Regions from separate parts of the Homo sapiens genome. Here regions 2 and 3 are each linked to region 1. A link is an interaction called in ENCODE POLR2A ChIA-PET data of the cell type or tissue named here. Cell type or tissue: MCF 10A. All regions are shown on one strand. Links, peaks and the distances in the headings refer to the core of each region. The heading gives the core; the rest is flanking DNA.

The links. ChIA-PET counts read pairs that join two places held together with the same protein. Peaks named below come from ENCODE experiments on the same cell type or tissue, not always from the same donor. Only the 100,000 strongest peaks of a DNase experiment are listed, where the experiment ranks them.
Region 2: POLR2A ChIA-PET joins it to region 1 with 6 read pairs; 3 of 35 experiments call an interaction of 5 or more read pairs at or near these places.
Region 3: POLR2A ChIA-PET joins it to region 1 with 7 read pairs; 2 of 35 experiments call an interaction of 5 or more read pairs at or near these places.

The regions. Positions count from the first base shown.
Region 1 is chr11:35,948,134-35,958,804 of GRCh38, forward strand. All of the region lies in intron 1 of LDLRAD3 (low density lipoprotein receptor class A domain containing 3), which reads left to right. Among named protein-coding and RNA genes, the nearest start is that of LDLRAD3, 9.4 kb to the left of the region's middle. In MCF 10A, for the core only: no CTCF peak of the experiment used is centred there; a DNase peak (open chromatin) is centred at 5,088.
Region 2 is chr11:35,870,500-35,881,170 of GRCh38, forward strand. No RefSeq gene overlaps it. Among named protein-coding and RNA genes, the nearest start is that of LDLRAD3, 68 kb to the right of the region's middle. In MCF 10A, for the core only: no CTCF peak of the experiment used is centred there; no DNase peak of the experiment used is centred there.
Region 3 is chr11:36,003,259-36,013,929 of GRCh38, forward strand. The region is part of intron 1 of LDLRAD3 (low density lipoprotein receptor class A domain containing 3); the gene reads left to right. MIR3973 (microRNA 3973) reads left to right here and starts at 6,840; the gene lies at 6,840-6,946. In MCF 10A, for the core only: no CTCF peak of the experiment used is centred there; a DNase peak (open chromatin) is centred at 6,433.

The DNA.
Region 1 (10,671 bases), core at 3,702-6,201:
TTTCATTCTTTGAGCTCTAAATTCGTATTCCCCTCTTAAAATGTGTTTATTGTATTTTAGAATTAAAAAAATAAGGTACTTTCCACCATGGAGATGCCTTGGAGTGATGGAACTGTTTTTAGCTATGGGATTGCCCCAGGGATGGATCTATTTTTGGTTGTTGGGTTTTCTTGTTTGTTCTTTTCCCCTCTTTCTGTCTTCAAAATATTTAGGAAATGCTTGGACCATTCTAACCATGCAGTTTTGTTGTTGTTTTGCCAGTGCCTCTACCTGACAACCAGGGAGATTTTTAAGTTGGCTGATCGTGTGTGTGTGTGTGTGTGTGTGTGTGTGTGTGCACATGCACACATGTGCATATGTATGTAACTGCCTTCTTCTATTGTTGTGAAAAAATCTACTCACTTGGATGCTAAGGAGTACCTTGAAGATGTTTGCTGGGAGAGCAGCCAGGTACTTTTGATATGCCGTATTTGCTCGTCACATCATTGGCTTGATGTTTAATACATCTTAATATAGTACGTGGACTTTTATGACAGAGTAACTGCTTGGTCGGGGGAGAGCAAAAGTTTACTTGAGATAGGATTCTTAGGGCTTTTGGAGGTGGTTGCAGGGATGGGGTTAGTCTCGGGCAGGGTTTCTCAGCTTTGGTACCAACGACACCTTGGCCTGGATAGTTCTTTGTTGTGGGGGTTGTCCTGTGCATTGCGGGATGGTCACAGCAGCATCACTAGTTCTTGATGCCTGTATTGGCTTACTCTTCACCCACAGCGGTGACAGCCACAAATGCCTCCCGACATTGCCACGTTGCCCCTAGTTGAGAACCCCTGGTCTAGCATGAGCAAGTGTCCTTGCCATGCATCTTGAGCATCATTACTGTGCATCATTACTGTGCATCATTACTGTGCATCATTACTGTGCATCCTGAGTGTGTCTTCTGGATGCAGGGGGTCAAGATGCCATCCTCCTCCCAAGGGCCTTTGGGCTTTGGCTTTATGTTTTGTAGCCACACAGTTCCATGGGAAAACCCATTCTTAACCAGGAATGCCGTCAGCACTGACCCTTTCCCTCTCGCTTTCCTCTTGTGTCAGAGTGAAAACTTCTGGAATTTTCTATATGTGGTTTCCTTGGGAGAGACATATGCAGAGAAAGCAGGTGATAGGCAGGTGACAGCTGACACCAAAAGCCACCTGGTTCCCTGAATGTTAAACCTGGGAGGTTCAGCAGCCCTGAGGGAGGGCTATAGGAGCACAAGCTGCCAGATTGCCTTGGAAGTCTTGTGTTGAAATCCTAACCCTGGAAGTTCCCCTTCCTCCACTTCACAGAGTAGGTATTGTTCTTCTGGGCTCCCCTTTCCCTCCCCATAATTCCTTCTCCCTTGCCATCAAAAGGCCTTACAACTTGATTCGTTCTGCAGGTGCTTGGGAAAATCATCTCTACTAGCGGCAAGCTGTGTGTGTGTGTTTTTAGAAGTTTTCATCGTACACTTTTTTCTCTAAAGTCTCTTTGTTGCTCTGTGTCACTTTATAACACTTCAGTTCCTTTAAGACACTTTTCCTTCCAGCTGTCGTTTTGCTTTGCTCTGTTCCAAACCTTCCTTAAGAATTGTGCTTCCACCTCTCTTCAGACTAGCCACATAACTTATCTGCAGCTGTCTTCTTTTGGGCATGAATTCACAGGATGCAAGGTGGCACCCAGAGGAGGACGATGGCTTCCTGGGGAGAAATGCACATTGTTTCAGTTCAGGTCCATTTATCTGAAACCATGCCCTCTTGGAAAAGCCTTCTGTAGTGAGGAGCTTTAGCTTCCTGAGTGTGCAAATGTCATTTTCTTTGTCTTTGGATAGTTAGCAATTTCTTAATATTTTATTTGGTTGTTCGTCATTGTGCCATCATCTCTGCCACACCCAGGCACTGTGTCTATTTCCAGGGGTAGGCGAAGCCATGTAAAACTTGTTCTTTGCCCTTGAAGACCCAAATGACCCACTGATGGAAATGGGATTGTTGACCTTCTTCGTTATCTGGGAAGGGTAGAGGCTCTCTGCCAGTGTAATCTCGGAGGCATTTCTAGACAGGAGTTGTACTGATGGATCTTGGACCTTGATGGGAACACAGAGCCGTGAAGATGTCACAGTGCCCAGGCAAACATGGGTACTGCGTCTTCAGGGATATTTAATCAATGTGTCATTCTTGAACAGGTTTCAGAGGTGATGACACATGTCCTAGTTTGCTTCTTTAGCTTTCAAGATAAAATACTGGTATACGTGTATTGGTGCTCTGTGACTTTTCTAGCTCTAGGCTTCTGAGGTTTGAGCTAGAAATGTCTTCTGTGGCTTTTGGACAATAGCCTTCTTTACCTTATGGTCATACACAGTATATATGTGTATGTGTGTATGTGTATGTGTATGTCTGTGTATACCCTGGTTATATATATATACTGTATATGTAAAACCTTTCTTACCTTCTAAATCCTGCTAGATTGAAAGCTCCTTGAGGGACTGGGATCATATATTAAGTGTCTGTGATACTTTTTCTTTTGTGGTGTCTAGAAGAGTGAGAGTGGCTCCCATTCATTGAAGGTTTACTCTGTCTGGCAGGGTGGCAAGCACTGTACGTGTCTTATTTTGTTATAAACTTCTTGAATTACAAACACTGCAAAAATAATACACGGGGGCCAGGAGCAGTGACTCATGCCTGTAATCCCAGCACTTTGGGGGGCCGAGGTGGGCGGATCACGAAGTCAGAAGATCGAGACCATCCTGGCTAACATGGTGAAACCCCGTCTCTTCTAAAAATGCAAAACGTTAGCCGGGAGTGGTGGCACGCACCTGTAATCCCAGCTACTTGGGAGGCTGAGGCAGGAGAATCACTTGAACCTGGGAAGTGGAGGTTGCAGTGAGCCGAGATCGTGCCACTGACTCCAGCCTGGGTGACATAGTGAGACTCTGTCTCAAAAAATAAAAAATTAAAAAAAAATACACAGACTGAGTACGTGCTTATGATACAAAATTCATACAAATTAGAAGTAATGGCAATAATAAAACATTAAAATCCTCCTTCATCTTCCTTTCCCATTTCTCTCCCCTCCCTTAAGTAACTACTGTGAATTGTCTGGTATATATCAATTTAGCTTTAACATGGATTTATAATTATATACAGGTACACACACACAGAGACATAATTTAATGAGCTCCTGCTTGTCTCTATTTGTAGTTTTTTGGCTGGCTTTTTAACTCAAGTACTATATTTCATCAATTTTATTTTGAGCCATGTGAATGCGTCACATCTGTCTCCTGTTGTTTAGACATTTCAGTTAGTCCCAAGCAATTTGGCAGTTTCCCTCACCTTCCCTTGCTTTGCTCGGCTCTTGAACAGACACCCCTTTTGTTGCTATCTCAGAAGCACAGCTGATACACCTTCAGTTATTTGTGTTTTCCTCTTTTAATTCTCTTAAAGGGCTGGCTCTTGCTTTGCAAGAAAATATGGAATTATGGTAATTTCTTGCAGTGAGAGATATTTGCTTCACTATTATCAAATTCATGCTGTTTCCCTGCCTCTTTGTGTATACACAAATGTGTTTAATTTTTCATTTCAATGCCACATTTTAACATCATCTTTTGAAGGACATTCTAAATAGCAGGTCACTTCAACCTGTGTAGTACCAGCCATGCACATAACTGGAGGGAAGTGACGAAATAGGAACAGCTGTGACCAAGTTTACCCAGGCACTGCCAGTGACCAATAAATCACAGCTTCCGCCCACCCTGTGCTTTTAGAAGATGCAGTTGGCCATTAGGTACATCCTGATGTCAGAGATGTTACAACATCAAATAAAAGTGTCTTCTTGGCCATCTTTCTTTCGGCTCTTATATACCTACCCATGCTTTTAAAAACAGCTTTCTGGTGTGTGTACATACTATAATTTATTTAATGCTTTCCCTGCTGGTGGATCTTATTTCATTTTCAGAGTAGTTTATTCAGGTGGGTAGTATGCTTTACCGTTTTATAGATGAGGAAACTAAAAGGTTCAGTAACTTTCCTAAACCTTCGACCAGTAAGAGATAGTTTCAGAATTGGCACGTGGGTCTGCGTGACTTAGACTTGGTCTCCTAACCACTGGCCCTGCTGCTTTGGTATAGAATAGAAATCCAAGTCTGTATGTGTTGGGAGAAGAATTGCACCGTCTACCTTGTGCTGGAGAATTCCAGCATTGCATAGGGATGTCAATATTGACTTCATGCTTATCGTGTTGGATAGAATGATTTGTTAGAGAGCCATTGGAGTGGGGGGCATCTCAAGTTGATTCTACTCAAATGGCCTGTCTTTGGCAGATAGAAACTGCTGTTCTCCTATGTGGAGAACGTATCAGTATAGGTGTTGAAATTGGCTTTTGCAAAGACTGAATTTATTAAACAAAAATAAGAATAAACAAGTTATTTCAGCACCATGACACTTGCCTTTGAATATATTAATGATAGAGATAATTCTTCCCCCCTTTATGGGAATATTTTGTTGGAATACCAACCAAAAGCAATTTCTTTTCAGCACTTCCCTCAAATAGTGCTGGGTGCCAAATAGAAGGGCCCACTGTTCAAAAAGTCTGGAAATATATTTTCTAGACAAAGATACAGTACTGATGATAATGCCTCGTATCAAAAGAGAAATTAAAGTATTTTTAGAATTACTTTCTGACCCTGAGCTTAAGCTTATATGGTCCATGTATGAGAGAACATTTCCTGAACTAGAGATTGATGTTCTTTATTGTGGAAGCTGAAATTTTAATATGTTGCTCCAGAAAGAAACTAGAAATAATTGGCCCCATCTTGTTGCTTCAAACTAAGGGGCTCTTGTGCGAAAGTAGGCAGTGATGTCTTGTGAGAAAGTAATGCCACAGGCCTGTAAAGTGTTAGCTACAGGCAGAGCAGAGTGAACCCCAGGATTTTAAACTTACTCCCAAGGCCTTTCCAGAGACCTGAGAACCGGACTCTCCTTTTGTTGAGTCATTGTGATATCAAGAGACAGGTGATAAATTGGGTGAATTCGCTGTTGCCCAAATCCAACTGTGATTTTTGACAGACAAATAGCGCAGTGTGCAGACGATGTTGTCTCTGTCCTGGCGAGCGGCCACGGGGAGGGAGGGCAGGCCCTTTAGCTTACTCTGGAACAGGCCTTGGGCATCCGGGTGCTGCAAGGATGTGGAATTTATGAATAACTTGATTTAGAAGACTTGCATACCCAAGGTGCCAGTGTTCCAGGTGGCAGTGGGACACTTATGTGTTTGTTGGCATAAAGAAATGAAAGCATAAAGGGTGTTTAATTTTATTGCATTAAAAATCCCTTCTCATTATTATAAGACCGAGTGAGTTTGGCTTAGCGAATGTCAGAAGTGTGTCCTCTTTGATGGCATTACTGGAACATTTTCCTTCAGCTTTAGCCTTGAATCAGAGCAGTGTTCTCCAGGCGTCGTTAAACTAATTGGACATGGCTGAAAAATGAGCCCTAGTCACACTTGTAGTTCCACAGTCCGTTGAAAAAAGCCTCTTGATTGATTTGGAAAGTTCTAAATTTAACTTGTTTTTTTATTATAAAAATAAAATTGGGGGAATTTGGGGAGGGGAAGAGTGATTAGCAACATAGGGTATTTCATCAGAGTTCAAGCTGTAAAGAATGGTTAATGCTAAGAGAAACCAGAACAGAACTAAATAAGGTGTTTCAAAAACAGATTGATAAAAACATTGGCATAAGCTTGATTAAAAAGTATGATACTAGCAAGTGAGCCCAGCTGGCAGGAACCTGGGGAAGCAGGATTGGAATGAGTTGATGCTTACTACTGTAAAAGAGATAAAGTTGGAAAGAATGACTTTTACATTAAGAATATTTGGTATTAATGAAAGATAGAACTAATCTTGTAAATGTTACAGTGTAACAATAAACATCGGTGGATCCTATGAAGGGCAGTGGTGACATAATAAAGGTTTAGCATACCCAGAGTTCATTTGTGTTATTCAAGTAAATGATAATGATGACAATACAAGAAAAGCTAACAGGTGTCAAAAATATAATAGGGTTCAGTTTTTGAATAATAAGCATACCAGAACAGTCAGAGATGGTACAAAATATGAATGTATATATATTCAGCGGAAGGAACACTGCCCAGAATTGAAGGGCAACGTCAACATCTTTTAAAAGTACCCATAAAATGTGACTTGGCAACAATCCTGAACAGAAAAAAGAATTCTTCTCTTTTCCTGTGTGACTAAAGCTCCATGAGGTGGGATGGAGTCTATTGTGTTTTTGATGTCTATCTTATTTGTTGTTATACTCCAGAACCTGATTCAGTGCTTGGCATAGTATCAGGCACACAGTAGGATTTCCTGTAAGTTACCCTACAAGAAGGAATGAAGGGGATCACTAAAGACATGACTATGACTTTGAAAAAGAGACGGAATTGGGAGAGTCAGACTAAGCCATGGTGAATGAAATTTACCTGGCCAAGCTAACTTTGCCTTTTGGTGAAAATTGCTTCTCCTTCGCTGGAGTTTAGAACAGTCTCATTGATCTTCAAAGACTTGGAAAGATCTTTACAGGATATCCCTTGGCTTAAAAAGACAAAGAAAAAGAGGCCTTTGAGAGGGCAATGTATTATAGCAATTTTAAATCAGGTGATAAATTAGATTCATTATGAGACTAGCATGTGACATATCAAAAGGGTTTCTGACAGGCTAATGAAAACTGCTATGCATCTTAATTCCATTTGAAGGGAGTTTACATAGTTTACTGAACAAGTAGGAGAGGTCACCAAGAGGAAATAAATTAAAGCAGGTCTGTTTTATAAAATAACAGTATTAGGCCGGGTGCACTGGCTTACACCTTGGGAGGCCGAGGCGGGCAGATAACTTGAGGCCAGGACTTCGAGACCAGCCTGGCCAACATGGCGAAACATCATCTCTACTAAAAATATAAAAATTAGCCGGGCATGGTGGCACATGCCTGTAATCCCAGCTACTCGGGAGGCCGAGGCACGAGAATCGCTTGAACCTGGGAGGTGGAGGTTGTAATGAGCTGAGATTGCACCACTGCACTCCAGCCTGGGCAACAGAATGAGACTCTCTCTCAAAACAAAACAAAACAAAAAAACAGTATTAAACACATGAAATAGTAAGGAACAATTGGTTATCTTCTGGTCTAGTTTAAAAGGAAATAAAACTTTGCTGGTCAAACCACGCAAATGATTCCAGGAAGGAAGCACATCAGTAAATATAACATTAAAGGTAAGTGGAAGGTGATATGAATACATCAACTAAAGACTAAATGTAAAGCAAAATGTTACTCTTATTAAAAGAAATCACCTATCTGCTCACTTTCGGACACGTAGTAAAATTCAAGAGATATAAATAGAGTGAAAAGTTAAGGAAATAAAATCCATTATGTAAGGACTACTTTTATGGTATCATATAAGTAATTTCATAGCATTAAGCATTAAAATAGATAAACAGGGTTACTGCAAATGACAAAAGATTCATTAAAAAACAAATATCTGATCATCCCACATAAAAAGACATGAAGAATTAGGAACATAATGAAAGGATGTTGAAGGTTCTTCAAGTATAAAATTAGCTGGTGCTTGCCAAATTTTGGAAGGTTAAAATATTTAGAGAATACATAGTTCTAATGTTTTAAGTAAAGTCTGTGGGAATGGGGAAGTGCTCATCAGGTGCTGAGGACTGGGTGGTGTGTGCAGTGGGAATGGTGGGTGGGACTGACCAGTTCCTTGGGGAGCCCCCAGGGGCCTTTCCTACACACCTGCTCCCTGGATCTACAGAAGTGCTCACTCATGGAAGCTATGGGGATAAAATCCTTCCTGCTAATGAGATGAGAAGGTTGATTAACTTTGAGTTGGGCTTAGTGAGTCTGACACCAGTGGCTGCCCAAGGGGAGTCTGCTGGTGGGAATTTACAAGAGCAGCTTCGGGCCTCTCATATGGATGGAAAGAGGATGTAAAGGTTACTGAGGAGAAGGTGTATTTTTGTTATATATTATTAAGCTTTCATGTTATTTAAATTATTCGATAACAGAGCTGGGTATGGTGGCTCATGCCTGTAATTCCAGCTACTCCGGAGGCTGAGACAGGAGGATCGCTTGAGGCCAGGAGTGGAGACCAGCCTGTGCAACATAGCAAGACCCCCATCTCTAAAAATAAAATTCAAAATAATTATTAGAAAACATTTTCCTGGTTGAATATAGTGTATTTTCTCTTTTAAGATTTTACAATATGGATTGTGTAGAGCTTTGCTACTCTTAGTGTGGTTGACAGACCAACAGCATCAGCATCACCTGAATCAGAATCTGCATTTTAACAAGATCCCCAAGTGATACATGTGCATATTAAAGTTTGAGAGGCATTGATGTGGTGATTAAGAATACAGGCTTTAGAGTGAGTCAGTCTGGGTTCAGATTCCAGTTCCTTGCCTTGACCTTGGCTAGGTTTCTTAAACTTTTTAAATCCATCACATCTTCGTCTGTTAATAGGTATAATAATGGTCCTTACCATGTAGAAATATTTTAAATAAGATAATGCATGCAAAACACTTAACTTTATTTTTATTTATTTTATTTATTTTTTTTGAGACGGAGTCTTGCTCTGTTTCCCAGGCTGGGTGCAGTGGTGCAATCTCGGCTCACTGCAAGCTCTGCCTCCCGGGTTCACACCATTCTCCTGCCTCAGCCTCCTGAGTAGCTGGGACTACAGGCGCCCGCCACTACGCCCGGCTAATTTTTTGTATTTTCAGTAGAGATGGGGTTTCACCACGTTAGCCAGGATGATCTCGATCTCCTGACCTCGTGATCCGCCTGTCTCGGCCTCCCAAAGTGCTGGGATTACCCAAAGTGCTGGGATTACAGGCGTGAGACACTGCACCTGGCCACACTTTATTTATAATTGCTCACTAAATGTTATTGATTAGTAATAGGTTTATTATAAAAACTTGGACAAAAGGTAGAAACACATAACATACAGTCTACCACCTAAAGATTTTTAACACATTGGTTTATTTATTTATATTGATTTTAGATAGTTTTGATCATACGTGGAATATAATTTCATGTCCTGCTTTTTTCACTTCTGAATATAGCATAGACGTTTTCCCATGTTACACTAATCTACGAGTACAAGAAGTCTCCCATCACAGAATGCTGGGTGTATTCTTTGATGTTGGCTGTAAAAATCATCTGACCCACCCAAGCCAGCAACATGCTGCCTCACAGCTTATATCCTTGTCTATATGTAGGAGATGACATTACCTGGCCCCTCTGCTTTTACATGATGGTCATGAGAATCCAGTTGGAATCGTGTAGGATGTAAAAACAGCTAGTAAAAAGTAAAATGAGCTGGGTGCGGTGGCTCATGCCTGTTATCCCAGCACTTTGGGAGGCTGAGGCAGGTGGATCACCTGAGCTCAGGAGTTTGGGCTGGGCAGCCTGGGCAACATGGCGAAACCTCGTCACTACTAAAAATACAAAAATTAGCCGGGCACAGTGGTGTGCATCTATAGTCTCAGGTAGGAGGCTGAGACAGAAGAATCGCTTGAACCCAGGAGACGGAGGTTGCATGGAGCTGAGATCGTGCCATTGCGCTCCAGCCTGGGTGACAGAGTGAGACCTTATCTCAAAAAAAAAAAAAAAAAAAAGAAAAGAAAAGAAAAAAATACAATGCCGTACACATCTGTGTTATTTTAAGTGGGTGATTCTAATATGTAGGAAATCCCTAAAAACAGAAATTACCCGTTGACTCCACAATTCCACTTCTAGCACTTTAACTCAGTGAAATAGTTTGCAATGTGTACAAAAGTTTGGCAATGAGGATACCTGTGTTTGTGGCAGTATCATTTATAGTGGTGAAACACTGGAGACTAACAAAATGCTCACTAGTAGGGGAGAGTTATCGTGCCAGTATACTAAAATACTATGCAGACATTAAGAAGGATGTCACTGACCTGTGTTCTCCAGTAAGGTGGCCACTAGCCACCTGGGGCTACTGAAATTTAAATTAGTTAAGTTTAAATACAATGTAAAAATTCAGTTTCTCAGTCACACCCAGCCTATTTCAGATGCTCAATAGTCCCATGTGGCTGATGGGATTGGATAGCACAGACACAGAGCATTTCTGTCATTGAGGAAAGTTCTAATGGACAGTGTTACTGTAGAATAATTCTTCCACGGAAAGAAAATTCTTACGAAACAGATGATTCAAATTTGTAGTGTGTATGTGTGTGAGGTACAAATTGCCCCATGGTGCTTGGTGCCCAGCACTTCATTTCTTTATTTTCTTCTGTTCAGTCCAATCTGGCCGTAGTAGTCCCCACTCACTAAAAGCTAGAGATCTGATGTCAGTCACCTCGAAGAATTGACCTTTGGTGTAGGTCAATTCTTGAGGGCCCTCCTTTTCCTGTAGGCTCTCTCAGGACTCCTGGGTGCCTGGTCTGATCATTGGTGTTACTATTGCATTTTGTTCCAAAGCCTGTTGTTGCCCAGCCTTGGATCTTCTTTTCTTCCAATTTCTTCAGTCCACCTTTTCCCATCAATTAACTACCCCCTACATTTTACAGCAGTGATATTCAAGGGTTGGGGAAGAGGAAGCCACTCTTCCTCTCCCTCATTGAGATCGATGGGAGAGTGT
Region 2 (10,671 bases), core at 2,971-5,470, 78 kb before region 1:
AGGTAATTGTGGTAAATTTTCCTGTGTTAATATTCATCTACTACATCGTTTTAATGGCTGTATATTCCCCATTATACAAATATACTATAATTTATTTAGTTCAACCCAATATTTACCATTAATTATTCAACCAGCATAATTATTCCACCAAACAAACGCAACTTTTGATTCTTTTGAAAAGATAGTAGAAAGGAATTTTCTCTATCCTTTGTTCAATTGTTGTCAATAGTTTCTATTTTGCTTTACTAGCAAGGCTGAGATATTTGACTTGCTCTGAGATTTTCCCCTGACAATTCACACTCTTTTTAAAATTCTCTCTCCCTTTAAAATTGTAAAAGGAATGTGTATGTGGTAAATAGATGTTCTTGCCTGATAGTGACCCTTTTCTCATCTTTAGGGAATAGCACCTTGGTTTTTCTTCCTGGAATCCCTCCTCCCTCTCAGGCAATGGCCCAGCCTATGTGGTTTGGGTGAAACCGAACCCACCTCTGGTCCAGGGTGACCATATGATCTCACCTGGTCGTTCAGCCTAATTCATCTTTTCAGGCTCCATAAATAGTTCAGGGATGGACGTATGGCCAGAAAGGATGCAACAGAGTCAACACCACAGCTTTCACTGGAAACTTTAGGGAAGAAGATTTCTCTTTCTTTTCACTGGGATGGCTGAGCTGATAAAAGTTTAAGTCTGAGGTGGCTGGTGACCATTTGCTACTGCAAAGGGAAAGCCTGCCTGAGGATTCAGCCAAAGAGGAAGAAAAATAACCAAGAGATTTAGAAAGGCAGAATCATGACGACACCTTTTGAGCACCTGGATCCAGCACTGCCCAATGCTCCCAGCCAGTGACAGGAACTAATACATTTTCTTTTTTCCTTAATCTCTTTTGAGTTGGGGTGCTGTCATCTGCAAGTGAGTATATGTGTTAATAATATGTACTCAAAGTCAAATAACTCAAACAGTATTGATAAAAAGTGAAAATTAAAACTTCCTCTTTTCTTCCCCAAATTCTCAGTCCAAACACCCCAGAGACAATCACTTCTCGGTTTCTTAACTATGCTTCCAAAATGTGTCTGTGCATTTACAAATATACCAATTTCCAATTTTTGAAATATGCAAACAGAATTATACTAACTATACTATCCTGTAACTTGTGTTTTTACTTTACCATGAGGAAAGAAGATACCTTGCCTTGCACAAATCTAGATGTTTACTTCATTTTTCCTAAGACTGTTTTTTTTCTTGAGATGAAGTCATGCTCTGTTGCCCAGGCTGGAGTGCAGTGGCATGATCTCAGCTCACTGCAACCTCTGCCTCCTGGGTTCAAGTGATTCTCCTACCTCAGCCTCCCAAGTGGCTGGGATTTCAGGCGTGCGCCACCATGCCTAGCTTTTTTTTTTTTTTTTTTTTTTTTTAAGTAGAGACATGATTTTACCACGTTGGCCAGGCTGGTCTTGAACTTCCAACCTCAAGTGATCTGCCTGCCTTGGCCTCCCAAAGTGCTGGGATTACAGGCGTGAGTCGCTGCACCCAGCCATTTTTCCTAAGACATTTACTTGCATGGCTTCATTTTGCAAAGGAGTGTATTGTATGGACATCCCATATTCTAACCAGTCTTGTACTGATGACCATTTAGGTTTACCCAGTTTTTCATCATTAAAAACAGGTTGTGATGGGCATCATTCTTTTATCGTTTTGTGCAGCAAATCCACAAAGCCAAAGAAGTTTATGCTTCTGGCGCCTCATTGCCCAGGCCCCTTCCAGGGAGCTTACATTTCATTTACTGTCACAGGATGCAGGTAAGTGCATGCCAGCCGCACAACGTAAGAGTGACGCCCAGTAATAGTACTACTGCCCCATGCTGACTTACAGGGGTCAAGATCCAAAGTTGCAGGACCCTGGGTCATGTCTCAGTAAAAACGTGCCGGAGGACAACAGGTACAGAATTATACAGAAGTGGAAGAGACCTGGTCTGAAATGTACAGAACAAGAAGCTAGTCTGGGGAAAGTTCCAATTGTCAGAGGTATGAAAAGGGTTTTGATTCTCACAAAAGTCTACCAGAAACAGAATAATTCAGCATGTACAACAAAAAATGTACCATATGGTTTTTTCTTTTTTGACAAGAATCAGGGAGAATAAAATTTATCAAGATCTCTTTGTAGGGCCAAATCTGCAGCAATACCACAACCAGCTAGTATATGTCTGTATGAAGTGGCACGTTTTCTCATCACGACTATCAATAATAAAGAACAGATTTCAATTTACTATGCCATAGGAAAGACTGAACTATCTTCCTACTCTCTTTATGAAAAGTGATATTTCACAATTGTTGTCATATGAATCAGAAGCAATCAAAGAGTATGCAGCCAAAAAGTGTAGGAAGGAAGGCATTGTAAAAGCACATGAAGCAGTAAATTAATAAGAATATTATGTTATTTTTCTGAACTTTGTGATTATGGTATTTGGCAGCTTTTTAAAATGTGTGACTTTTGTAGTTTATTCTCTCTTTGCAAATAAATATTCATTGTGTGCCTAACTTATGTGTGTAATTTTGTGTTTTTTAAAGAGGTTCTCTAAACTTCTCTGAAACTCAGGCTCTGCAAAACTTGCTTCTGCACCTTTGTAGAGGATGAACACACACGATCTGCAGTCAGACCTCCCAGCTTCAGATCTCAGCGGGGCCATCTGCTAGCTTTATAATGCTGGGCGGTTTACTCTGCCTTTCTATGCCTCAGTTTTCTCGTCTATGAAGTGGGGATAATAACCTCAGAGGGTTTTTTGTAGGATTAAATGAGTTAATACGTATAAAAAACCCAGAAGCTGGCCATCAGTAATCATCAATAACAACTACTTTTTTTTTTTTTTTTTTTTTTGAGATGGAGTCTCACTCTGTTGCCCAGGTGTGAGTGCAGTGGCGTGATCTTGGCTCACTGCAACCTCCACCTCCGGGGTTCAAGCGATTCTCCTGCCTCAGCCTCCCGAGTAGCTGGGATCGCAGGCACCCATCACCATGCCTGGCTAATTTTTGTATTTTTAGTAGAGACAGGGTTTCACCATGTTGGCCGGCTTGGTCTCAAACTCCTGACCTCAGATGATCCACCCGCCTTGGCCTTCCAAAGTGCAGGAATTACAGGCAGGAGCCACCATGACCGACCACAACTATGTTTATTTCTTATGCACATGTGCAGGTATTTCCGCAGGATGCTTTCCTAAAATTATAAGCCCTGGTACAAGGTACACACTTGATGAATTTTAATAGAGAATGCCAAATACTCTTCAGAAACCTGGGCCAACTTACCCCCACCCCACTGTATACATAGTGACATATCTCAGAACCGAGGAATCAGGAAGTCCATCCCGGGTGACTCTAAGGCTTGGGTTCTTACTTCATTCCTGAACATGTCCAGGTCAAGTTGGTTTGGTGGCTACTGGGAATTACAGACTCTGCTCCCAGCTGACACTCCTGTGAATTTTGGCAGCACCTTACATTTACGACATGCCTTACCTTTTATTGAGCACAGTGGCCCTGTAGGTTAGGCAGGTCAGGGCAGTGATTAATAATTTATGGAAGAAGAAATTATGTCTCACATCAGCAAGAGACCTATGCAAGGTTACTCCAACTGGTAAGTATTAGCTGGGGCAAAAGAAATTGCAGTTTTTGCCATTAAAAGTAATGGCAGGCCGGGCGCAGAGGCTCATGCCTATAATCCCAGCGCTTCAGGAGGCCGAGGCGGGTGGATCATCTGAAGTCAGGAGTTCGAGACCAGCCTGGCCAACATGGTGAAACCCTGTCTCTACTAAAAATACAAAAATTACCTGGGCATGGTGGCGGGTGCCTGTAATCCCAGCTACTTTGGAGGCTGAGGCAGGGGAATTGCTTGAACCCAGGAGGCAGAGGTTACAGTGAGCCAAGATTGCGCCATTGTACTCCACCCTGGGCAACTACAGCGAAACTCCGTCTCCACAAACAAAAAAAAAAAAAAAAAAAAAAAAAGTAATGGCAAAAACCACAATTACTTTTACCCCAACCTAACATGAAGGAGAGGACCAAGAACCCAGGGCTTCTGAAAACCTGGGGTGTATGTTTCCTTGTGGTACCTCGTTGCCTTTCAAAATTCTATTAAAATGAAACATATTTTTTTAAATGGCATATATTCACAATGGAATACACCCTTTACTCCAAGTCAGTAGTGAAAAGCAGGCATTAATGCTATATGATATACTAAAAGGGCACCTCTTAGAAAAACAAAGTTAATTGCAGCCTCTTGATTCAAATGAAATCCACTCTGTTTTAAACTTTCAATTATAGTAAGATAAAGCTGCAGAGAATGTGCTTTCCATCCTAATTTGAGACTTCAGATGGCAGCTCCTTTTGTACTTCTATCTTTAAAAAACTGCCTCCCCCCAGCCCCCAATCTTGTTATCTTCTCTTTGACTTGCCAAACAAATCTAGTTCAAAAAAATAGAACTGATTAAATGCCTAAGGGAAGGAAGTGAAGAGCTTAAAATCAGTCGAGTCTGTTACCACATGTTCGGGTTAATTTAACTTTGCTCACATGACAAATTAGAAAGGAAAAGGAAAATTTGCATACAAGGACAATTAAGAATAAACTAGAGGTGTCATTTGTCCCAAATTAGGACAGGATCCCATAATTTGTTTTTCCACCAGAAGAGTACTTTCTGGCAAGCAGAGACTACGGGGTGCACGCTTTTCTTCTCCGATGTCACGAGCAAGTGGGCGCTTCATCACAAAGGGAGGCTCAGCCCACAGTCAGCTGTGCCTCAGGCCTCCTCTTCAGCAAGCCAGGCTAACCACATGGTAGTGCTTCCATGCCCTAGCTGTTTAGCTTATGAAAAATGTGAACATGCCTAGGGTCTGTGAAAGTTCATCCAGGTCTAGTGGTAGATAGACAATAGGTAGATGGATGACTGATGGAAAGATTCATATGTAGATTAATCCATAGATAGACAGCAAGGGGATTTATTTTATATAACATGGTGGCTCCCAGGCCACCTTCTAGCCTGCCTACCCTGGTAATTTCCACACACTGTCTGTCCTCAAAGCTCTAAGAATACTCTAAAGACCCACTCTGTAAGTATAATAATGGGGATATATTTTTAATGTGCAGGACATAGTATTCAGTAGCCACTTTGTTATTCCAGCTGCCACAGGAAGTTTCTCTCACTCCTTAGCAAAGGATAGATTTATGCAATAGAAATGCCCAGTCTTGAATCATCCAGAGATTCACTTCTTAAAAGGAGCTTTACAGGCTGGTGCGGTAGCTCACACCTGTAATCCCAGCACTGTGGGAGGCCAAGGCGGACAGATCACGAGGTCAGGAGATCAAGACCATCTTGCTAAACATGGTGAAACCCCATCTCTACTAAAAATATTTTTTTAAAAAATTAGCCAGGCATGGTGGCACCCACCTGTAGTCCCAGCTACTCGGGAGGCTGAGGCAGAAGAATCGCTTGAACCTGGAAGGCAGAGGTTGCAGTGAGCGGAGATTGCAGCCTTGTACTCCAGCTTGGGTGATAGAGAGAGAGACTCCGTCTCAAAAAAAAAAAAAAAAAAAGGAGCTTTACAAGAGCTCAAAGGCCAACTAACCCAAAATAGGAACTGCCAAACTTCTTACCCCTCACTGGTGGACCCGAGGGAAACATACAGAGTGGGCTCTGAAGTTTTTGAGCATCTGGTTGTGGTGTCAGTGATGGTATTTTTTGTTTGCTTACTTTCCTGATAAGTAACAGAAATGAGATCTGGTTAATTTAATAAAAACAAAATGCAAGAATTTATCAAAAGGCTATATGATAGCATAGCAAATTCCAGGAAAAGCTAAGCCAACAGTAGGAACCCCAGTAGCTCTGGGAGTCTGGGTAGCAGAAACTAATAATGGGCAGTTACAGCAAAGGACTACCTTTGAGAAAAGTCTTTTCAAAGGATTTTCCTATCAGGTTGCTCCACCTGATTCCTAACTGGGTGAGAGCATCTGATTAGCTCAATGTTAAGCCAAGGCAGGGGATACAGGACGCAGGGACAGAAGCCTGTATACCTGATTCATACTACTGGGGGAGGACATCTGATTAGCAAGGACAGAAGCCTGTATACAGTGGTAAAGAAGGGATTCCCCAAAGACCAGCTGCTATTATATATATATATATTTAAAGGCCAAAGGGATGTGGGCAAGCAAAAGCAGCAGATATCCATCACAGTCTAGTTTCTGCCTGTAACCCAAAGAAAGAGGTGTGTTTTCTCACTTGGAGTTGGGCCCTTCCAAAGGTTTCTAACCCAAAGCATGAAATACCCAGTACTCTATTTCAGGAAACTAAAGATTGTACTCAGGAACAAAATTTCCCCATTCTTGACCTCACATGTCAAGGACAAGCTCACCTAAACCTTCAAAAGAGATAAGGGGTCCAGGGTATAGACAAGTGAACATCCAAGCACAAAGCAGTGTAGCAAGAGCTATGATAGGGAGGTGCAGAGTCCTACGGGAACACACGGCAGGACACCTGGCCTGACCTGGACTCAGAAAGAGTCAAGGAGGAGTTAAGTGAGAAGCTGGCAATCTACAAAGAAATGTCGGATGTCTGAAGGTAGGAAGAGGAGCAGGTGACACACTGGAGGAGGTGAACCTGGTCAGTCAGCCGGGAGCACATGGGGGTGGCAGTAGATTGAGCTATTGGCTCCAGTTCTTCACCACTCCCTGCAGCCTCAACTTTGCTGTGGCCAGGATGAGGAGAGCCTCTCTCCCCATTTACTCTGACTTGGCTGTGAGATCTGGTAGGTGTGTCTCTATGCCAATCCTAAGAGGCATTTTCATAGCTTAGGTCTTAGGTATTAGGCGTTCCATGTGCCTCCATAAGCCACTGCCATGAGGAGAACGTGCCCCAGCTAGCTTGATGGGCGAAGGAGGTTGAGAGACACATGGAGAAGGGCCACAGAAATGCAACTAGAAGTGGAGCCAGACCCAGTCTAGGTCACTCAAACCCCAATCGTGAAGGGCCCTTGTACCCCTGTTAAGTTGAACTTGATTCTAAGGGCAATGGACTCTATTGAGGTGTTTAGGAAGTAACACAACAGATCTGCTTTTTAAAAAGCTCACTCTGATTGGTCCACTAGTGGGGTGGGGAGACAGATTCCCTGAAGTTCACAACCTTACTTTTTCAATGTTTTTGGCTTACAAGCATATCTAATAATATAAGCATGCTTTTATTAATTAATGAAAGAAGAAATTGACATTGTATATTCATTATAAACTCAACTATATGCATAGAAAAAAATAGAACATATATAAATAGAAAAAACATATGTCTAAAGGTTTACAGTGATTATCTCTGGATGGGATTATGGTTATTTTCTATAATTGTATGATTTTCTACAGTGTCACAAGTCTTTTTATTATTCTGAAATAGGCTGAGTGCATTGGCACGTGCCTGTAATCCCAGCATTTTAAGAGTCTGAGGCTGGTGGATTGCTCGAGGCCAGGAGTTCAAGATCAGCCTGGGCAACATGGTGAAACCTCATTGATACGGTTAGGCTTTGTGTCCCTACCCAAATCTCATCTTGAATTGTAATCCCCGGGTGTTTAGGGAGAGACCTGGTGGGAAGTAATTAGATTATAGGGCAGTTTCCCACATGCTGTTCTCCTAATAGTGAACTCTCATGAGATCTGATGGTTTTATAAATGGTAGTTTTTCCTGCACTGACACAGGCATTCTCTCTCACCTGCCACCATGCCTCTTCCCCCACCACCATGATTGTAAGTTTCTTGAGGCCTCTCCAGCCATTCAGAACTGTGAGTCAATTAAACCTCTTTCTTTATAAATTATCCAGTCTCGGGTATGTCTTTATAGCAGTTGAAAATGGACTAATACATTTGTCTCTGCAAAAAATTAGCTGGGTGTGGTGGCTTGCACTTGTGGTCCCAGCTATTTGGGAGGCTGGGGTGGGAGGATTGCTTGAGCCCAGGTGGCAGAAGATGCAGTAAGCTGTGATTATGCCACTCAACTCCAGCCTGGGTGACAGGGTGAGACCTTCCTTGTCTTAAAAAGATAATAATAAAATAAAATAAAACAAAAATAAAACCACAATTTAGTGGGCATTTATTACACTGTATGCTCTCATAAATTATTCTATTTCATTATCACTTCCCTTTTTACAGCTGAGGAAACTGGATTTTAAGAACACTTTATTTTCCCAAGGTCAGCCCACTAATATGTGGCAGAGTCAGAACTTGAAACTTGGTCCATCTGACATGAAAGCCTGAGCCATGATGCTAGTTTTCATCTTTGTTGTTTTGGTTTTTCAGGGCATGCTCAGATGTTAAGTGTAAAGTCTGACAAGTTCTAACAGATGCATATTCTGTAACCCACACCCTGAAAAAAACCTAGAGCATTTCCATGACCCCTAAAGTTCTCTCTTCCCCATCTTTACCCTCAGCCTTCAGCAACTACTGTTGTGGTTTCGCAACTACTGTTGTGACTTCTTTATAAATGGAATTACACAAAACGTATTCTTTGGTTCCATCTTCTTTCATTCCACATCACGTTTCTGAGATCATAGTGTGTGTCTGCTGTTCTTTATTGCTGAGTAGTACTCCATTTCTCTGAATATGCTGAAGTTTGTTTATTCATTCTCCTATTACAGATACTTGGATTATTTCCACTTTGGGACCATTATGAACAAAGCTACAATGCACATCACACATAAGTCTTTGTGCTCAGATATGTATTTTCCTTTCTCTTGGGTAAATACTGAAAATTGGAAATGCTGGGTCACAGAGTATATGCATAGTTAATTTTATAAGAAACTAACTGTGGCATCATAAAAAAATACTATGTTTGGTTTCTACCCCCAGGTTTCTGACACAGAGCTCCTAAAACTCTTGGAATTTTCTGAAAGATAGGAGTGCTAGGAGCATCTTTAAAAAAAAAAATTGGTCTTTAACACTGGTTCCCAACACAGATCTGCTAATTCCCTTGGAATTTCCTGAGTGATAGGAGCATCTCTTGTTCTAACGAGGTGACTCTTGGTGGGGCTCCTGGATAGCTTCAGAATGAGGACTGGTCACCAGAAACACACCAAGCCATGATAAGAGGCTTGGAACTTTCAGGTCCATCCCCCGTCCTCCTTGGATGGTAGGGAGGATAAAATTGAGTTAATAATTGGTCATGCCTACATGAAGCCTCTATAAAAAACCCTAAAAGATGGAGTACAAAATCTCCAGGTTGGTAAACATATCCACGTGCCAGGAGGGTGGCACACCTCTGCTTTATGGGGACAAAAGCTCCTATTCTCAGGCCCCTTCTGGACCCAGTTCTACGCATCTCTTCATCTGGCTGTTCATTCATTCCAGATATCCTTTATCCGGATATCCTTTATAATAAGCCAATAAATGTAAATAAGCATTTCCCTGAGTTCTGTGAGTCCTAAAAAAATTTTGAGTCGGAATCTGAGGAGGAGATTGGGTTGTGTGAACCTCTCCTTTGTACAGCAAGTTGATCAGAAGTACAGGTGACAACCTGAGACTTGCAATTGGCAACTGAAGTGGAGGCAGTCTTGTTGGACTGAGCCCTTAATCTGTGGAGCATGATGCCAGCCCTAAATAGATAATGCCACAATTTAAGTGAATTGTGGGACACTCAGGGGGTGTTTGGAGACGTAAAGAATTTTTTGTTGATGTGGAGAAAGCCCACACATTTGATGTCAGAAGTGAAGTGTTGGGAGAGTATAGAAAAATATTGATTTTTCCTCTTTTAATAACAGATTTCCAAAGTGTGTTCACCATTTTACGCACTTACCAGAAATGAGAGTTCCACTTATGCCACAACTTTACCAATACTAGGTATTGTCAAACTTTTTAATTGTAGTCATTCTGGTGGTGGTATAATGGTACCGCATTATGGTTTTAATTTACTTTTAATTGACTACTAATGATGTTGAGACCTTTTTCATGTGCTTACTGGCTATTTCTATATCTTTGTTTGAGAAGTGGCTGTGCAAGTCTTTTGGCCATTATTCATATTTGATTGTCTTCTTAATGAGTTGTAAAATTTCTTAATATATTTTGAATTCTCAGAATGTATATGCAAATGTTTTCTTTCAATCTTACTGATTTTTTAAAAAATATCTTCAAAGAGCAAAAGTTTTTATTTTTATAAGACCCCATTTATTAATTATTTTCTTTTATGGCTAGTGTCTTGTGTGCATGCGTGTGTGTGTGTGTGTGTGTGTGTGTGTGTTTGAGACAGAGTCTCACTTTGTCACCCAGGCTGGAGTGCAGTGGCGCAATTTCAGCTCACCGAAACCTCCACCTCCTGGGTTCAAGCGATTCTCCTGCCTCAGCCTCCCAAGTATCTGGAACTACAGGCGTGCACCACGCCCGGCTAATTTTTATATTTTTAGTAGTGACAGGGTTTCGCCACATCGGCCAGGCTTGTGTCGAACTCCTGACCTCGTGATCTGCCTGCCTCAGCCTCCCAAAGTGCTGGGATTACAGGAATGAGCCACCGTGCCTGGCCTTTCTGTGTATTTTCTAAGAAATTGTTGTCTATCTCAAATTAGGAATGACATTTTTGTATGTTTCTTCTGGAAGTTGTACAGTTTTAGCGTTTTAATTTAGGTCTATGATCTATATTGAACTAATATTTGGATATGGTATAAGGTGGAATC
Region 3 (10,671 bases), core at 5,371-7,870, 57 kb after region 1:
ACATCTGGAAGCTGCCAGGTTCTGTTCTAATACCCTTTTCTGTTTCAGTAGAGACTACACACAGATTTTGCCACTGTGAATGGGGTGTGTTGCTTTTCTTCCATATTAACTGTATTTTCTCAGCCTTTCCTGTTGAAGCCTGAGTCCTTTCAGTCAGGAGGCCTGTGAGCTTCCAAGCTGAGTGGACTTGGAGGGAAAGTGAGAGAATGTTGATAGGGTCTTACAGCAAAAATGAGCCCTGTGACATCCTGTCTCTTGGAAGGGTTGGAATGCTTTTGTCCCTGTTCTAAAGAGTCACTCTCCAGGGACGGAGCATCATGTTAGTTCAGCTTAGATTACATGATCTCCCTTTGGCTAGAAAGGGTAGAACCTCTGCCTATGGTCCTACTACATTATAGCCACTGAGAAAGTGATAATTCAAATAAAGTAGAAGGAGAATGGATGTTGTATTAGTCCGTTTTCACATTGCTATAAAGAACCACCTGAGCCTGGGTAATTTATGAAGAAAAGAGGTTTAGTTGACTCACAGTTCCATAGGTTTAACAGAAAGCATGGCTGGGAGGCCTCAGGAAGCTTACAATCATGGTGGAAGGCGAAGGGGAAGCAAGCACCTTATTCACATGGTGGCAGGAGGGAGAGAGAGAGAGTGAAGGGGGAAGTGCCACACACTTTTAAACCATCAGATCTCATGAGAACTCACTGTCACAAAAACAGCAAAGGGGAAATCTGCCCCATGATCCAGTCACTTCCCACCAGGCCTCTCCTCCAATATGACATGAGACTTGGGTGGGGGCACACATCCAAACCAAATTATTGCACCCGTGACCCCTCCCAAATATCATGTCCTTTTCACATTGCAAAATACAATTATCTCTTCTCAACAGTCCCCTAGTCTTATTTCAGCATTAACTCAGAAGTTCACAGTTCAAAGTCTTATCTGAGACAAAGTAAATCCCTTCTGCCTATGAGCCTGTAAAATCAAAATCAAGTTAATTACTTCCAAGATACAATGGGGATACAGGTATAGGGTGAATGCTTTTGTTTCAAGTGGGGGAAATTGGCTGAAAAAATGGGGCTGTAGTCCCCACACAAGTCTGAAACCCAGCAGGGCAGTCATTAAATCTTAAAGCTCCAAAATGATCCCCTTTGACTCCATGTCTCACATCCAGGGCACACCGATGCAAAAGGTGGGCTCTCAAGGCCTTGGGCATCTCTGCTTCTGTGAGTCTGCAGGGTACAGCCCCCATGGCAGCTTTCACAGGCTGGCATTGAGTGCCTGTGGCTTTTCCAGGTGCATAGTGCAAGCAATCAGTGGATCTACATTCTGGGGTCTGAATAATGGTGACCCCCTTCTCACAGCTCTACTAGGCAGTGCCCCAGTGGTTACTGCGTATAGGGGCTCCAACCCCACATTTCCCGTCTACATTGCCCTAGTAGAGGTTCTGCATGAGGGCTCTGCCCCTGCAGCAGACTTCTGCCTGGACATCCAGGAGTTTCCATACATCCTCTGAAATCTAGAGAGAGGTTCCCAAACCTCAACTCTTGCCTTCTGTGCACCCACAGGTCCAACACCATGTGAAAGTTGGCAAGGCTTGAGGCTTGCACCCTCTGACACCACAGCTTGAGCTGTACCTTGGCCCCTTTTAGCTGGAGCTGGAGTGGCTAGGACACAGGGCACCATGTCCCAAGGCTGCAGAGAGCAACTGGGTCCTGGGCCCTGCTCACAAAACCATTTTTCCCTCCTGGCCTGTGATGGGAGGGGCTGCTGTGAAGTTCTCTGAAATGCCCTGGAGACATTTCTCCTGTTGTCTTGGCTATTGACATTCAGCTCCATTTTACTTATGCAAACTTCTGCAGCAGGGTTGAATTTCTTTCCAGAAAATAGGGTTTTCTTTTCTACCACATGGCCGGGCTGCACATTTTCCAAACTTTTATGCTCTGCTTCCCTTTTAAATATAAGTTCCAATTTCAGATAATCTCTTTGTTCATGCATATGAGCATACACTTTTAGAAACAGCCAGGTCATGAATGCTTTGCTGCTTAGAAATTTCTTCTGTGAGATACCCTAAATCATCTCTGTCAAGTTCAAAGTTCCACAGATCTCTAGGGCAGGGGCAGAATGCCACCAGTCTCTTTGCTAAAGCATAGCAAGAGTGACCTTTACTCCCGTTCCCGATAAGTTCCTCATCTCCATCTGAGACCACCTCAGCCCGGACTTCATTGTCCATGTCACGATCAGCATTTTGGTCAAGAACATTCAACAAGTCTCTAGGAAGTTCCAAACTTTCCCACATCTTCCTGCCTTCTTCTGAGCTCTCCAAACTATTCCAACCTCTGCCCATTACCCAGTTCGAAAGTCACTTTCACATGTTCTGGTATCTTTACAGCAGTGCCCCACTCCTGGTACCCATTTTCTGTATTAGTTCATTTTCACACTCCTATAAAGAACTGCCTTAGACTGGGTAATTTCTGAAGAAAAAAGGGCTAATTTACTCTCAATTCTGCAAGCTTAACAAGAAGCATGACTAGGAGGCCTCAGGCAACTTAAAATCATGGCAGAAGGTGAAGGGAAAGCAAGGACCTTCTTCACATGGTGGCAGGAGAGAGAGAGCGCGAAGGGGGAAGTGCCACACATGTTTAAAGCATCAGATCTCATGAGAACTTGCTATCACGAGAGCAGCAAGGGGGAAATCCATCCCCATGATTCAGTCACCTCCTACTAGGCCCCTCCTCCAATTCGACATGAGATTTGGACAGAGACACAAATCCAAACCATATCTAAGATGTTGAGCAACTTAAACAAAAACTGCGCCCTTGCCCACTATAGATGCCCAGTCGTTCCTCATCCCACAGGAAATATGGGCTCAGAGACCTCAATGGTGGGTAGCATCATTGAGTGTTTTCCTCTAGCCCCAGCAGTTTGATTCTGTTTAATCCTTCTTTTCTCCCTAAATTATGTGGGCGCCATAGTTACCAGAGTTACAATTAATTCACAGATTAGGGGAAAAGCCATGACTTTAGGAAGCATATGGATGAATTAAAATGTTGGCTTTTCTACTCATTAGCTGGATGCTCTTGACTTTTCCCAGCCTTGGTTTCCTTAAGGGTGCAGTCAAGGGGATGAGATGCCTCCCAGAGTTGTTCTGAGAATTAAATGGAACAGGTTTAGTGAAAGCGCTGAGCTGTGTGCCAGGCATATACGAAGTAGGAGTTACTGAATGGATGTGTGATGGTGGTTCACCCTCCCCGAATCCCAGACTGGGCACCTTGGGCTCGCTGCCTCTCCATAGCTGCTGCAGTTCCTAGTGTTTAAGAGTGTGGGTTTTAGAGTCATACAGACCTGGGTTCCATGACTGTCTGATTATGTTTCCTTGGGCAAGTTTTTGAACTCTCTGAGCCTTAGTTTTCTCCTCTGTAAACTTAGCACTGGTTCCTTCCTCCATCACATGGTGGTGGTGAACAATCCCATGACAATGCAGGATGTAGATATTTAGCTCAGTGCCTGGTGCATAAATAGTGCTCCACTGTTATCACACAGGGTGAAATTGCCTTATGGGCTCAAGCCCGTGGATTCAGACCTTACTTCTGGCTGCATCTGCCTTGCTCCAGATGTCGACTATTCCCCTTCCTGCAGGGGAAGTCGCACTTTTAGCCCAAGAGGGAGGAAATGGCTGCTCCATTGCCACCATCCTGCTCAAGGTTCAGCCCTACTGGTCCCATATTTGTGCCTTGACCTGGGTTACTCTGTCCCCAGCCCCACACAGTGGGCCTCAGTGACTCTCTCAGTCTGTGGGGGAGAAAGTTAACAATTCTGATTCCAAGAGCTTTGGAAAAATCCCACCTCCTCCAGCAGTCATTATTTATTTATACTTTAATCTTCATGGATTACTCTGAGTTGCTCATAGCTTTCCAGAAAGCTCCGAGTAAGTGGAAGTCGTACATGCACCCGAAGTAATTAATGCACTTTCTACTAGTGAGAGAAGGTGTAATTCGCAGGAATGTGTGTCAAGACCCACCCTGCTAAATTTATACCCTGTAATTTGCAATGTTTGTTGGCACTGAATTGGCAGGTTGGTGAGTCTAGCCTACCTGCTTTGCAATTATATCTACTGGCCGGTATTGTAGGATTGAGTAACTGGAGAGACTCATCACTTAAGTAAATTAGAACCTGCTTCTGGGACCCATCTGAGATCACCCTCTGGTAGGGAGGCTGGTTAATCATGTTTCCTTTGTGCATACTGGAGAGAATCTGATAAAGGTGAGGGAGGGAAGAGGCGAAGGCAGTCCTGAGGCTTGCCTGAGTGTGGAAGGACCGGCGGCTTGGGAAGGCATTTCTTCAGCAGTCCTCCTCAGCCAGCACTCTGGAAAAGGAAAACACAAAACTGTTAGAACAGAAATGGTCTTATGGTCCATTTTATGAGCTGCATCAGCCCTAATAATCAGCTCTGGGGGAGACTCGTGTTAGTTTTTAAAACTAGAAGTCACTTTGCAGCCTCTGCAGACCAGTGATTTTAGTACAGTCCTCGTAAATTTTCTTTCTGAGGGGAAACTGGCAGGAGAATCCGACAGGCTGCAATGTAAGCTTGTAGTTCAGGTGCTGGGAAGCGGGTGTGAGATGGTTGGATTTTTCCATGGCTATGTTTTTGTGGCCAGATAAAAGAATTGAGTGAAGATGAAATAAAGTTTAGGCAGACCCAACCCTTGTAGAAATCCCAGACACTCAGTTTACTCCACGTGACCTCTGGTGGACTGTTCAGCCTACCTGAGTGGCCTCTTCTCCTTTGTGGAAGGGAGCAAATGAGTCTTTTGATTAAAGTTGTTATAAATATTAGATGCTTGTAAAGGCTCCGGCACATGGAGAATACCCAATAAATGGTAGTTATCATTAGGGCCATTTTTATGTGAGGAGGGCATATTATTTGTCATTTGTAAAGAACACTTGGGGACGCAAACCAGGCAGAATGGGTAAACAAATTGGGTAAAATCCTATATTTTTTCAAAAAGCCATTTGAATGTGCACCTGAGGCCTGAAAATGTGGATTAGATACAGATTGTGCTTTGATGAGAGTGCAGTTGTACCTCAAGGAAAGCCTCCTCCATCCCAACTCCAGGGTTCATGGAAGACGGTAGCATTCCTATTTGGTGTTGGGACCTCTTCAAGGCTTGAGAAAATATAAGGAGGAATTTAGAATCTGGGGAGAGGGATCCTTTCTCCCAGGAGTTTGTTGGGGTCAAGAAATGTAACTTTAAATGCTCCTATTGCAAGATTGGGTTTGTCGATACACAGGCAATTCTTTGGGTGTTCCAGTCCTATGGGGTGAGAAAGAATGAATATATATATTTTTTATCTGTCTCTGTATGTGCCTGTGTCAATTCCTAGTAAATATTTATGGGCTGGCAAGTTGCAACTGGGAAAGGCCCATGTTTAACTGGCTAAATATTAATAAGCATATTCAAGAGAACTGAGGTCTTTGTTTTGTCTTCTTAAGAAATGAATCCGCTCTTATTCACTGTGTATTCACAGGAAACTGTGCTGTTCAGGGAAGAAGTACTGCCTTGTTTTCCTTGTAGGCTTTCCAGCTTGGATTTCGATTTCCACTGAGGCCTTATTTTTAAAAACATGTTTTTACAGCAGCATTACAACTGTGGAGATTATAGCAGTCTCCTACAGCTTTGGTTATGAAAATAATATATATCGTCTTTTTATTCCCTTTAATTGACCATTCTCTTACCTTCCTTTGTCTCCACATGGAGACACGGCTAGATATCTCCCTCCTTTGTATTTTTTTCTCTCTTCTCCAACACTCTGAGATCAAGGCCCAAGTAAGTACACACCTTCACTTTTATCCTGGTTTCCTGGTATCCAGTGAAATGGATTTCATACTGCTGAAATGTCCATCCTTTCCCCAACTCATATCTGTGGCTACTTCTACCTTTCTCTTCCTGGAACTTTCCTGAAGAGTTAATTTCCTTATCTTGGCAGTGCTTCCCAGGAAACTCCCTTTTTTGCTCTGAGACAGACCTTTTAATAGTATTAAATCAAATGCTTCCAAACCATAGTTTAGACCCCCTGCTCTGGGAGCAGTCATCATAGGCAGGGCTTTGACGAACTCCCTTTGCAGGATCTGGTTGTCTATCCTGGTCACCTGGATTTACAAAAGGCTAAGAATAGCATTGGAGAAGACAGTCCTGTATTATTTTTCACTTACATACCTGAAAAATTAGTTTCTATCCGAATAGAAATGGATTTCCACCCAGCCAGAGGTTTATGCTGAAAGATGTAAAGTGGAATTGGGAAGATAAAATTAGACTCTTTAGGAAAGAATGGGTTTCCCACCTCCACTATAATCACTGTCATGCACCCTTATAAGTGGATTGGGTGTTGCTGAAATGCAAATGCCATTCGTTCTGTTGCTGATTTGCTTACCGAAAGTTGCAGAAATTCAATCCATGCAGAAAATTCTATGAGTCACTTCATTTCCTGCAACATTTTTTTTCCATTATTCATATTATGGAAAAGAGCACATCAAAAAGGCAGGTCTGCAAATAACACAGTTTTCAAAAAGATTGTTTTATTTTTCTTACGAAGAAGTTTTCCAGAAATCTGTAACCAGTATCAGGAATTCTCCAGCTTTGTATACATAGCCACTCATGATCGGATTCTACTCCTTGCTTTTATCTTGCTTGTTGTCTTTGGGGTTTTGAAGATTTGAAGGAAACTGGTCAGAATTATTGACAAAGTGCTCAGGCCTCAAAAAATACTATCAGAATAAGGGACTGAAGAGTATAACCTACTTTATTGTGTTTGTGTCTGGAGTATCTGAGTGTTAAAATTTGAAGCCCAGGGTAGCTCTCTGTATTGCTTGTTACATTTTAGGATTGCTTGCCCCTTGCTCCAATGGTGCAGGCAGAAGAAATGCAAACAAAGTACAGCATTAGCCTTAGCAAAACATATAACTAGGACAGTGGATCTGCTGCCAAAAATACCATCTGCTGTTTTCCAAAGCCAGAGATGGATGACTTGAGTTGTCTCTGCCTTCAGCAAATAGTCAAGAGACTAAATAGATTTATTTACTTTAAGTTTGCCCAGCCCTTCATAATATTTCTTATTAGAAGAAGAATATATTTTGGAATTAGTGAAGATAGACCCAACTCTTTGATTCCCAAATGGATGCCTAAAAATTTCCAATAGCTTCCAAATTGGATTTTCTTATTACTTTTCTTTCCCATCTCTTTCTACATAGGGCTGCCAGGTTAACCTACCTGAAGCATTACTCATCTCATGTCACTCCCTTGCTCAAAAACGGATGATGTTGGCTTCTCCTTGTGTATAAAGTTAAGTCCAAGTTCTATAGTCTGGCACTTAAAGCTTTTCCCACCCTTATATCCTCCTCTCCATGACCATTTGCTTTCATGCCTCCATTTAGCTCAGCGTTTCATTTGGAATAGAGGTCTGCATCATACCCAACCTGCAAAGCAGCCTGGGTGGAAATTATTCCATGCAGCATTCCATGATGCTTCCCCTGGAATAAATTTCCCCCTCCTTAGAAATTCTTTTTTTTTTGAAATGGAGTTTCGCTCTTGTTGCCTAGGCTGGAGTGTGATGGTGCGATCTTGGCTCACTGCAACCTCTGCTTCCGAGATTCAAGCAATTCTCCTGCCTCAGCCTCCTGAGTAGCTGGGATTGCAGGCATGCACCACCAAGCCTGGCTGATTTTGTATTTTTAGTAGAGGTGGGGTTTCTCCATGTTGGTCAGGCTGGTCTCGAACTCCTAACCTCAGGTGATCTGCCTGCCTTGGCCTCCCAAAGTGCTGCAATTACAGGCGTGAGCCACCGCACCCAGCCCCTCTTAGTAATTCTTACATTCCATTTCTTACTTTCTTCTGTGGCATTTATGACTTCCAACTTTTATAATTATAAAATAATTTTAATTTTATAGCTCTTTAGGTGCACACTTCTTCTCTCCTGCTCAATAGTAGGTTTTTGATGTGCTCAAGTCTTGTATTCCCTGCAACCTTGAGTATAGTAGGTGTCTAATGCTTTCTTTTTGGGTAAATGAATGAATCAGTTAGTTGAATGAGTGCTTACTACAAAACAGAGCATGCGATAGGCAGCGGGTATCTATTAAATATAAATATCTTGTTCCATGGCCCCAATCAGTGAAAAATGTCATTGTTGAGGAGGTCACTGGCTAGGAATTTTAGAAGTGAGAACACAGTGGTCATTGCTGTAGTCTAGATTTGGGTGGTCCTTCAACACTTCAGATGTATAATTAATTTGGGATTTGTGTATCAAAAGTTCTGCTACCTCAATAATACTGATATTATAACCTTTGAAAGGGTGGAGAGAGAACCATAAGCAATTGTAACTTATGTATTCTTCATCAACAGGTCTATTCTGCTATTTTGGGGACATAGCAGAGGTCAGTTGGAAAGAGATTTAGCGAGCCAGTTAGAGCCTGATTTGCATGCTAGTTCTCATTACCTGGCTTGTCATCTTGAACCTCAATTTCCTCATCTGGAAAATGGGTATAAGTAGCTACCCGATGCAGTGTGGATTAAATGACAAACAGAAAGCACCAGTGCAGGCTCTAACACATAGTGGGTGCTCCACGAATGCAGGCATCACGTCTAAGGGAAGTCTGAGTGGCGGCCTGTCACCAGCATCATGACTGTTTGACTTCATAGTCTAACTGCATGACTGTGGGGAAGAAGGCAGGTACGGTCATAGAAGTTTGCTATTTTCTTCGAAAGTGATTTCTTACTATTGATTTTAATCAGTTTAGATTGTTGTTCTTCTATATTCTAAAGTCTCTAGGGGTTAGGAATTCTGATTAATATATTCTATAGTAGTCTCCCCTTATCTTCGGGGGGTACATTTCAAGACCCCCAGTGGATGCCTGAAACCGAATATAGTACCAAATTGCTGTCAACTGAAACCTATTTCTGTCCATGTGTTCCACCTACAAATTTAATGCCTTTCCATCCTAACTAAGCACTTATCACACACTCTGGCTATAACTTTTGCAGTTTGAGGTGTGACAGCAAAACTAGCACAAATTCTTTTTCCTTCTTCACAATTTCACAGATAGAAAATTTTTTCTCACTGTACATCTTAGCAACCTCAGCATAAGTTTTTTTTCCTTTCCTTACTAAGTCGAGAACTTTCACCTTTTCACTTAAAGGAAGCACTTTACAGCTTCTCTTTGGCATACCTGAATTACCAGCATCACTCTTCTTGTGCTTTGGGGCCATTATTAAATAAAATTGGTTACTGAAACACAAACATTGCAAGACAGAGGCAGTTGATCTGATAACTGAGACCGTTCTTAAGTGACTAATAGGCAGATAGTGTAGACAGTGTGTGTATGCTGGACAAAGGGAAGATTCATATCCTGGGCAGGACAGAGCAGGACGACACGAGATTTCATCACACCGCTCAGAATTGGACCACAATTCAGAACTTATGAATGGTTTATTTTTGGAATTTTCCATTAATATTTTCAGAAGTCCATTGACTGAGGGTAACTGAAACTGCAAAAAACGAAACTGCAGAAAAGGGAGGACTATTGTATTTCAAGATGTGAACTTCTGGGAATTTTAAAACTGGAAAAAAGCTGGATGGAAAAGTTGAAAAGAAAAAAGTCAGATGTTTGGGAGCAGAGGTTGGAAATTTATGCAGTTTCAATTCTATTTCCATTATACTTCTAAAGTTACCGTTAATTTTGAAATATAAAAAATGTCCATTTTGTATAAATCAGCTTGCCCAAAGGTATTATATTTGGTATATTTAGAGATAGAAATGCTGTTCCTTATTTGTACAGGCAACCTGAGAAATATTTTGTTTTCCAAATATCGCTGAGTGTTCTTATCTCTTGTCCTTTGAGCAGTACTGAGGATAATGCCTGATTCATAAGGGCAGTTGGGTAATAATACATTTTTTTCTGAAATTGTGTGCTTATTAGCAGGGCTTCTTAGCCTCTCAGCAGTTTGCTGATGCAAAGGGACTTTGAAGGAATGATGTCTGTTTCTTCTTCTTCTTTTTTTTTACTTTAAGTTCCGAGATACATGTGCAGAATGTGCAGGTTTGTTACATAGGTATACATGTGCCATGGTGGTTTGCTGCACCTGTCTACCCATTGTCTAGGTTTTAAGCCCTGCATACATTAGGTATTTGTCCTGATGCTCTCCCTCCCCTTGCCCCCCACCCCCCTACAGGCCCCTGTGTGTGATATTCCCTTCCCTGTGTCCATGTGTTCTCATTGTTCAACTCCCACTTATGAGTGAGAACATGTGGTGTTTGGTTTTCTGTTCCTGTGTTAGTTTGCCGAGAGTGATGGCTTCCAGCTTGATCCATGTCCCTGCAAAGGACATGAACTCATTCTTTTTTATGGCTGCATAGTATTCCATGGTATATATGTGCCATATTTTCTTTAGGAGTGATGTCTATTTCTTTGGATGGTGTTTTACAAAGTCTGTTTCCTTTTCTTCTCAGGAGTTTGCAAACCCCCAGGGGAGTGTGCCTGAGTTTTTTTCCTTCTCTCTAGCTGGGGTGATTGACAGTGGCTGTTACAGATGCCTTGAAATCTTTCTGCCTCCCATCCACCAGTTTTGCTGCTGCCCCATAGATAAGTGTTGTCCGCTAGGATCAGGAAGACATTGGTGGAGAGC